Regions from separate parts of the Homo sapiens genome. Here region 2 is linked to region 1. Evidence: read pairs that join two places in POLR2A ChIA-PET (ENCODE). Cell type or tissue: HepG2. All regions are shown on one strand. Links, peaks and the distances in the headings refer to the core of each region. The heading gives the core; the rest is flanking DNA.

Region 1 (4,303 bases), core at 1-4,000:
GAGTCTCCTGCAGGAGAAAGAAGAGGTCTACCTTGGTCACAGAAGTTGGCAGTGACAATCAGGCAGCCTTGATCACGCCTGCCTTAGAAGAATGAGCTTGTGGGGCTTTTGCTGAGCCCTCTCATTTGCCTCCTACTGACCAGAGTAGGAAGGAATGGCAAAAAAGGGCTGGGGATGAGACAGCCAGTCCTGAGTCAGGGGAGGAGGAGCAGCTTGAGACAGGGAAAAAGGGATTGAGCAAGGCAGGGAAGACACAAAGGTAGGCAAGGATGCTCCAGCCAGAGGTCCCTCAGAACTGACAAAAAGTAGGCAGGAAAGCCCATAAAAGGGATAGGGAGCAAAGAAGGGCAATTGGACCTGGAGAGAAATGGGAAGTGGTAAAGTAGATATAAATTGGAATCTGAGGGAGAAGAGGGAGAGAGGATGAAAAGCCCTGAACCTGCAGGCGAGAGAACCCTCTCTGAGATTTGGCAGGGACTGAGGATGGCAAGTGAATGGGACGATCCTCTCACAGTGATGCTGTAGTTGGGGAAAATACGGGCCCCTGAAGCTGGATGTGGCACTGTCAGGAGCAGGAGGCCTGCTTCTATCTCTCTGAGGTATGTGCCCACCCTCCTGGGGCCTGAAGGAGAGGCTCCTGGGCCTGTGCCCTTGGTGGCCTTACTACCAAGGGACCCATCACCTTGTTGACAGCAATAGTAAGCAGCGGCTCTTCCCCAGTGTCTGCATCCTCAGGTTGCCGGTAACAGAAGAGGTTTGTGCCTTTCAGAACTCCATGCACTTGTGCCCAGTTCTGCATCTCCCCAGCTTGCTGCACAAATGACTCAACATTTTCTGGGGAAGTCACGGCCCCCAGTATCCCTCTTCTCAGCCCCCCATGAGAACCTGTTCGTTTTGTCCACCCTGCTGTCCATTCCTCCCCTCGTCTGGCCATACCCCATTTCTTCCACCCAAATCTTGATTTTTCATTAGCTCTTCTATTCCTGGTTATCCAGCTCTCCTCTGCCTTCTCCCTGCTCCCTTCCACTCCTCAGGGCCCCCTCACCTGCACCCTGAGGGTACCACTTGCAGTGGGCTGAGTCATGCAGAGAGGCTGAGCTGCCAGACGGCAACACACGCTACCATAAAGGGGCAGCCAGGCAGGGTTCTCCTCTGGGGGAGGAGGAAGTGCAGGGTGAGGTAGGGGAATGAGAAGGGGACCATCCCACAGCCCCTCTTCTCACCATCACATGTGTATGTCCCCCATGCACACACATACTTACCATGACTGGCAAGGGTGAGGTCATGTGTGCGGAATCCATCTTGCACTGCTGCCAGGGTGAGTGTGGTGTGAGCCAAGAGGTGGTAACGAGGACCACTGAGGGAGATAGGAGAGAGCATCAGCCAAGGGAGGGGCATGTTGGCCAGCAGGAACTCTAAGGGCTGAGCAGATCTGCCCCATTGTTCAGACTGCCCCACAGAAAACTCGCTTGCCTCCCCAGAGGGTTAGGAATGAACATTTACCGAGCTCCAGCTAAGTGTCAGGACGTATGCTTTATATGTTTTATCCCACTGTATTCCTATGACAGCCCTGTGAGGTTGGTGGCATTCTTCAACTAGATGAGGCAGCTTGAGGCTTAGAGAGGTTAAGAAACTTGCCCATAATTTATAGGTGGAAAGTGGGGGAGTTTGAATTTGAACCCATATCTATGTCCAAAATCAGTATTCTGTTCACTACCCAAAGGTTCTCAAACTGCTTCTCAGAGTCTCAGTGGTCCCATGCGGTGTCTCCAGGTGCATTTAGGTACCACCATAGGTCCCAGGGTACTCTGCTCCAACCAAGAAGCTCTGCTCTATCCACATAAAATGTATTTGCTAGGCTGAGTGCTGTGGCTCACGCCTGTAATCCTACCACTTTGGGAGGCCGAGGCGGGAGGATCACTTGAGCCCAGGAGTTCGAGACTAGCCTGGGCAACATAGTGAGACCCTGTCTCTAAAAATAAAATGTATTTGCTGCTGCTAAAAAGGTAAGACCCCAGGGCCTAAGTCTCCCTGCCTTCCCACTGGTCTTCTGGACTGGCTTCAGCCCAGCTCTGGGGCGTGGGCTGGAATGCCTCCCAGCTACGTGGCCACTGCTCATTCATATCTGTCTGCACATCCTGGCAGCAATGCAAAATGGGTTCTGCACACTCAACACAGTTCAAAGGTCACCTGTGGGCAGAATACAGGCAGCTGAGGGTGGTGTCGGTGTGCAAGGCCTTACCCAACAACTGGGGTGGGGAGCAAGATGGGACTGCTCCCTGAACCCCCAGCACTGTCCAGCGATGCCCGGACACGCCTCCCTGAGGAGCGGCCCAGGGAGCTGCTGAGTTTGGTGGCAAGCCTCTTGGGGCCGCCAGTCAGGGCCCCCTCTTCTTCCACACAGGCCCCATACAGCTCTAACCGCAGTTCAAAGTCTGGCCCCGCCTCAGCGCTGGTGGGAGGAAGAAAGGAGGGTGGTCACAGGAAAGTCCAGGGAGGCAGAGGGTAGGGGATGTGGGTGAGGCAAGTGCAGGACAGCTCCACAGAGAAGGCCAGGTGCCCCTCCTCTCCACCCTGCCCCCATCCCAGCTTCCTCCCCTGGAACTCGCTCATCCAGAACTGGAGCAGAGTGGAGGAAGGAGGTAGCCACAGTGTGAGGTACTCACAAGAGCACATTGCTCTGAAAGGAGATGTCTGTGAGGGTCCTGTCCACTAGGATCATCTCTGTGTCCTGGATGTGTTCCCCCAGCTGCAGCAGCAGGAACACAGCCCAGCGGTGCAAGTCTGGGGACAAAGGGCAAAACAAAAAACACGTCCCACGAGAGCCTCCTACTTCAGGGTCATTCCCCTGAATTTGTCCCAGGGTGTGTGGAACTCACCACCTTTGTTCTTGAAATATTCTGTGTCCTTCCACATGAGTGGAATCCGGAGGTCTAAGGGGCAGAGGGGTAAGAATAGATGTTGAGATGGGGCAGGAGGCCGTGTGCTTGGGCAAGGGGTACCAGCAGCTGGGGTAGCTGTGCTTCTTACCAGAGATGCAGACCCGGCCGCGGCAGGGGGAGCGCTCAGCGGGCGGGCCACTGTCAGAAGGCCTGTGGATAAATCACAATGTCCTGGCCTGGCCTCTAGCCACTATTCCCCCTTGCTCTGGTCCCAACGACTCTAGGATCCCCCTGATCCCAGCGCCTCAGCCACCAGGTTCCCAGCCAGGCCGACAGGCAGGGCTGAGGGACTATAAGGGAAAGTTGTTCATTGAACCCAGCAGTTTGCCAGGCTTGGGGACACCAGGGACACTCAAGCCACATTAACTCACACATAAGGCACAAGCTCAGGGCTCCTCTCTCCAAGCAACCTCCCTGACCACCTCTCCAGATCCCTGCCAAGGACAGGTGCAGCCTTGAGGGGACAGGTGCCCACAGAAAGACTTCATTTCCAGGGCTCTCCATTAAACCCCTGGCTTAGAGGGGTCTCCAGTCTTTATTTTTTTTTTTTTTAACAATAGGAAAGCTGCTTATTTCCCACCATCCCATCACTTCTTTGATATAGGAGGGTACTGGGTCAGAAAATAATTTGGCCAACATTTGTTCAAAGGAAAATCACCAATAGGGAAGAGTTACGTTCCATTCACTACAGACCCTTTTCCTTCCCTACCACTCCCCAACTTTGATTTCTCCTTTTTCCTCCTGGCCTGATATGGTGTACCCTACTAGTGCCCCAAGTTCTGCAGCTCCCCCACACCCCACTGCAGGGCCCGACACCCCACCTTCCTTCCCTCCCTGCCCATCATCAGGACTCACCATGTGTCCCTTTCCTGAAGCGACTGCCAGTTCATCTGTACTTACTCATAATGCCACTAAAGTAATTACTGACTTAGTAGAGCCTTAAGCTAAATGATGTGGCACTAATGGCAATGTGTTTAGCTGCCAGGCACTTGGGGTGTACCTCAAATCACCTGTGTGGGCTGTGTGAGGACTTTGGCAGGACAGAGTCTGTCCATGCTGCCTCTCAGAGGCTGTCCCCCCACCAGCTTGCCCTTCCTCTAGCTTCATGGGATAGCCATACAGTGGGTTTTCTGCCTTCTTCTGGTAGCTTCATGGGTGAGCTCCTGGCAACCTCCTCTTGTGTCAGCCTTCATGGCTGGAATGGGCACCATACCTGTGAGGGGCTGGGACTATTTCCCCTAGCAGCCTCAGTGGAGTAAGTAGGCCACTTTCCTAAAAACCAGTTCTCCAAATGACCACTTTATCCAAATTGGCATATTCTTAGAATAATTTGCCAAATATTTTCCCCAATATTTTGGTTT
Region 2 (4,351 bases), core at 352-4,351, 74 kb after region 1:
ATTCACATAATGCCCTCCTGGAAAGCTGAGCAACACACTTAAAGGCTGATGGGCCACTGCTGGATCAAAGAGCAGAGCCAGGCCATGGTGGAAAGCTGAGCTGCCTCAGGACGTTGTTAAATGGTTATTAATGGTGAGGGGCAGGGGAGGGCCTGGAGAGATCTTCGGGCTACAGGCCTCAGCCCTGGAAACCATCCTAGTGGTTTCACTTAATGTGCAATAAAGCAGCTCTCTGGAGGCAGCAGGAACTGCCCCACTGCATCCCAGGCATATCACCAAGCAGATGCTGCAACCTTCACTCATGCATCCTCTATGTGGCTTTTGTGTCTGTCTCTACCTCTGCTCTCAATTACTTACGTGTGTCTGTGAGGAGTGTGGAGCTCTGCTGATGGGCCTGTGCCTCACAGCCCCTTCCATCTCTCCCGCCTAGTTCTCCCCTCTGCAGCTGGGCTCAGGTACTGGGATTGGACAGCTCCTAAACATGAGTTTGGGGGAGGAGATGGAAGTGGAGAGTAGCAAAGGGAGGAGGCCCAGGACAGCAGAGGCCCCTCTAAGGTCGTCAAAGCGGCCAGGGACTAGTCCAGGGGATCGTGGGGCCACAGAAGGGGACTTTTCTCAGTACTGGAACTCGAGCTGGGGCGAAATCGGATCCACAGAGAGGGGTAGGAGGGTGAGTGATTAATGAGGAAGATTAAGAGATTAAAACTTGTTCTGGGTTGGGGAGGGGACACTCACTCGGCTGTCCTATAGGTTACCCCCCACCCCAGCTTGGAAGCACAGAAGCTCCTGGGTGCTCGCCTCTTCCCACCCGCGGGTAGAACCCTCCCTGTTCACGATCCTTCTCAAGAGATGCACGGAGGCCAGCCTTCACCGCTGGCCCCGCGGGGCCAACGGTTTTCCTTTTCAGGCAGTCTCTTGTGTTTCCCACCTTCTCAGATTCCTTTGATTGTCCATTCAGACATTTCGGGGCCCTGCGCTCCCTCCCCTTGTAGAGATCCCCACATTCCAAATTCGCTGTCTTGGGAAGGCACCCCATTCCCGCTTAAGGATGCTTCCTCACACCTCCCCTTTCAGATTTCCCATTCTCACCCCTCAGCCCTACCCCCACCTTATCTTGCACCCACACACCCCATCGGCGGGTTCCTCCACCCCGGGCCGCCCCCGCTCGACCCCGTTCCCCACTGGTGGCACGGAGGCCTGCTCAATAAACGACCTTTAGTCTCGGATTGCCGGCCCGGACATTCCACTGAATTCTGTGAATGTGTAGCAGGGTTGGAGGACCCTCGGAATAACCCCCTTGGGGAGGTGGACAAGGACAATCTCAGCGAAGAGCTTGCTCCCCTCCTCCCCACCCTTAGGAAACGTCCGTGAACCGGAGTGAGAGGGCAGTGGGAGTTCAGGGAGCAAAGTCCAGGCGGAGGAGCGTGAGGCGGGGCTTCCGTCCGTCCCGCACACTTCTGGGATTGTTTTCTCTTTCAGAAAGCGCTACTGCGGAGTGAACCGGTCCTTATATCTTAGTTTCGTGACTTTGGGGGCGGCAGGCCTGTGAGTTGTTTTCCGCCCTGGACGCTGTTTTGCAAAGATCTCTGCGCGCCCACCGCCACCCTCCCGGGCGTGCGGGCCGGGAAGCAGCCAGCGGTGGGAAACTCCGACGCCCTCCTCGACACTTTTCTCCCCCCAACTCCCCAAGACTCACTTCTAGGGAAGTCCTTTTTCCCATCAAGCCCTGGGAAAGACTGGCCAGGCTGAGAGAGGGACCCGTCCTCCTCTGTGCCAAAGGCGGGAGCAAATCCTGGTGCTGTCGCCTTTGGATGTGAGTCCTGGAAATGGCGGGGGTGAGGAAGGTGGGCAGGGGCAAGGTTTGGCCCTCAGGCGAGAACCGACGCCTTGTCCCGGAAGCGCAGCACGGCCGAGTGCGTCCGGGGGTGCAGACGGCGCCCTGGGGTGGTCCTGCCGCCACCTCTCCTTTGACTCAGGAGCGCCGCGCCGCGTCCGGGCGCGTTCTCAGTCGCGCGAAGCCAGAGAGGACCCTGGGCGTGATTCTCCCTCCCTGGCACAGACGGAGACCCGAGTGACCCCGGGGTCCGGGTGGGCGTGGGGAATGGACCCATAGACCCGGGACGAGCGGCGCGGAGCCCGCAGCTGGCCAGCTTCAGCCACCTTGGGAGACGCAGTGCAGCTGCCGCTGCTGACAGACAAGACCAAGGCTCGGCTGGGCCCCACCCCAGATCCGGCCTGAGCGCCTTCCGCGCTGCTCGGCCTCAAGGCGTGAGTCACCAAGGGCAAGTCCCGTGACTTGGTCCTCAGGGTCTCCGGCCTCGGCACATTAATCTTCAGACCCGGCTTTTTCGACGCCGAGCTGCCGCCCAGCCCCAATGGCAGGGCCTTCCAGGGAGTCCCAGTCAGACTGCTCCCCAGCTCCCGCAGCTGCTCGGTCCCTGCAAAGCCCCCGGGAGCGTTTCTACTCTCCCCTGAGCCCACGCCATCCCGTCACTCCTAGGAAACTTTTCGCGCAGAAACTCCTGGAGAACAGCCCCGGCCGCCAGGTACTCGCCCGCCCGGACCGCAAAGCCCACAGAGCTTCAATTCGCAGGAAGGGGAGTGGGGAGCCCTGAGCTGGGGTGTTCCTGGAAGAGGTCGGGGAGCGGGGGGAGAGGCATTCCAGGCTGGAGGCCTGGAAACGTTTGGAAGCTTTGCTAACCTTGGAGACCATGTCAGGAAAGAAGCGTACCCAGGCCGTCTGCTGTGTGCCCACCCCGATCCCCATCAGTGCCCCACGCACTCGAGCTCTTCTTCGGCGTCTGCAGCCTCTTCATCCGCGCGGAGAGGCGGAGGTCTCCCGGAAACAGTGTCCGACTGTGGCACCCCAGAGCGTCCAATGCGAGCTCAGGCCTTTCCCGCAAGTCTGGAGTTTTCTTATCCAGTTGAGGCCGCCTTCGCTGTACTCACTCTCTGCCTCCCACCCCATCTTCTGCCACCCGACCTCCATCTTTGATGGTTAGCGCCTTCAGCCCTCAACAGCTTCGCACAACCAACCCCTAGAAGCCGTGGAGTCAGACCGGCCAGGGTGGGACCTAGGTTTTAACTCGGGTTCTGGCTACACACGCTGCGCCTCCATACAGTTTGTCCCAGGTTTGGCAGCAGGCCGGCTACCTTCAGGAATTCTTTGCTTTGGCTTCTGTCTGTTCCTGTCTGTTGGGCAAGTTTCTAGCTACCCCACTGAGAGAACCATAGAACAAGGACCCTGGCATGGCATACAGACAAGGAATGTTTGCTGAATTAATGGAGCTGGTGCCTTGCAGCTTCCCTTTTGTTCCTTGAAGTTGCCCTTGCTCTCCTCCACATCAGCTCCCTCTCCTCCTCAGCTACTTATTCCCCACCCTGGCTTCTTCTAGTCGCAGTCCCCAAGTACTTGCTGAATCCTGTATGGACAGCCTAAGCCTCCATTTCTGACAATTCCTGTGGCCCCACTCCATTTGTTTTTTAGACTTCTCCCTCCTTTTTGTCCCCATCCCCCAAGTTATAAAACTATAATGCAATTCTTTGGATTTTTCTTTAAAAAATCACACTTGTTCAATCCTGCAGCAGCCACTGTCCAACTCTAGCCTTCTCACCACCGCTGAATTAGGAAACCTCCTAAGAGGCCCGCACCCGCACTGTATGCTGCAGCATACAAAGACAGCTGAGAGCTCCCCTCCAGGAAACCTTCCCATCACCAAAAAGAGTGGTGTGGGAGGCCTGGTTTCACACATATAGGGATCCTCTACCCTTCTCCTTTGGCAAGACATTGAGGGCCCATGGCCATAGAGGACAGGCCCTTCTTCACAATGAAACTCAGAGGATTTTTGAAGAAGGCAGGACACAGCATGAGTGTGAGGCAGGAAGAATAAGGCAGAAGAGAGGTGCTTTTTAAAAGTTTTTATTTCAAAAAATAAAGCTGCAGTTCATTTCACATAAATATCTGGGGAGGGAAGGGGAGTGGGATGGGGTGGGGGCTTGGCCCCTACCTCCTCTTCTCTTTCACACTGTATTGTAAAAGCAAAGGGGATGGCTAAGGAGAGAATGAGGAAGTAGTAGTCAGTGGGGAATGTTCTTATATTATTCAAAGGGCCCCTCAGCCCACCCTTCCCCTGAGGACTGTAGGATGGTTGGGGGGAGTCTGAAGGGGGTGTGATCCCAGGGAGGGTGGCCTGGCTTACCTTGCCGAACCAGCGGGAGAGCCATATCTGCTTCATTGTCATGTGATCAGGGAGAACTTCATTGTCAAAAAGGAGCTGCACCTAGGAGGGAGATGGGGGCATAATTTTAGGAACTTTCTGGCAGGTCAAAAACTACCCTGGTCCACCCTAGA

Evidence for each region. Peaks named below come from ENCODE experiments on the same cell type or tissue, not always from the same donor. Only the 100,000 strongest peaks of a DNase experiment are listed, where the experiment ranks them.
Region 2: POLR2A ChIA-PET joins it to region 1 with 10 read pairs; 5 of 35 experiments call an interaction of 5 or more read pairs at or near these places.

What each region holds. Positions count from the first base shown.
Region 1 is chr2:74,427,586-74,431,888 of GRCh38, forward strand. It overlaps RTKN (rhotekin), which reads right to left. Exons shown (of 12, transcript NM_001015055.2): 3 at 3,031-3,092; 4 at 2,880-2,933; 5 at 2,667-2,784; 6 at 2,243-2,452; 7 at 1,263-1,357; 8 at 1,046-1,152; 9 at 683-811; 10 at 1-7. Among named protein-coding and RNA genes, the nearest start is that of WDR54, 8.0 kb to the left of the region's middle. In HepG2, for the core only: a CTCF peak has its summit at 2,410; DNase peaks (open chromatin) are centred at 2,166 and 2,446.
Region 2 is chr2:74,501,140-74,505,490 of GRCh38, forward strand. PCGF1 (polycomb group ring finger 1) reads right to left here. Exons shown (of 9, transcript NM_032673.3): 8 at 4,200-4,280; 9 at 3,904-4,051. The coding sequence ends at 4,004. LBX2-AS1 (LBX2 antisense RNA 1) reads left to right here and starts at 1,454. Exons shown (of 2, transcript NR_152616.1): 1 at 1,454-1,813; 2 at 2,501-3,926. It also overlaps a transcript of LBX2 not described here. RefSeq lists enhancers at 1,362-1,986, 1,987-2,612, 2,083-2,377, 2,284-2,353. In HepG2, for the core only: a CTCF peak has its summit at 1,978; DNase peaks (open chromatin) are centred at 462, 1,412 and 1,942; H3K4me3 peaks cover 3,496 bases.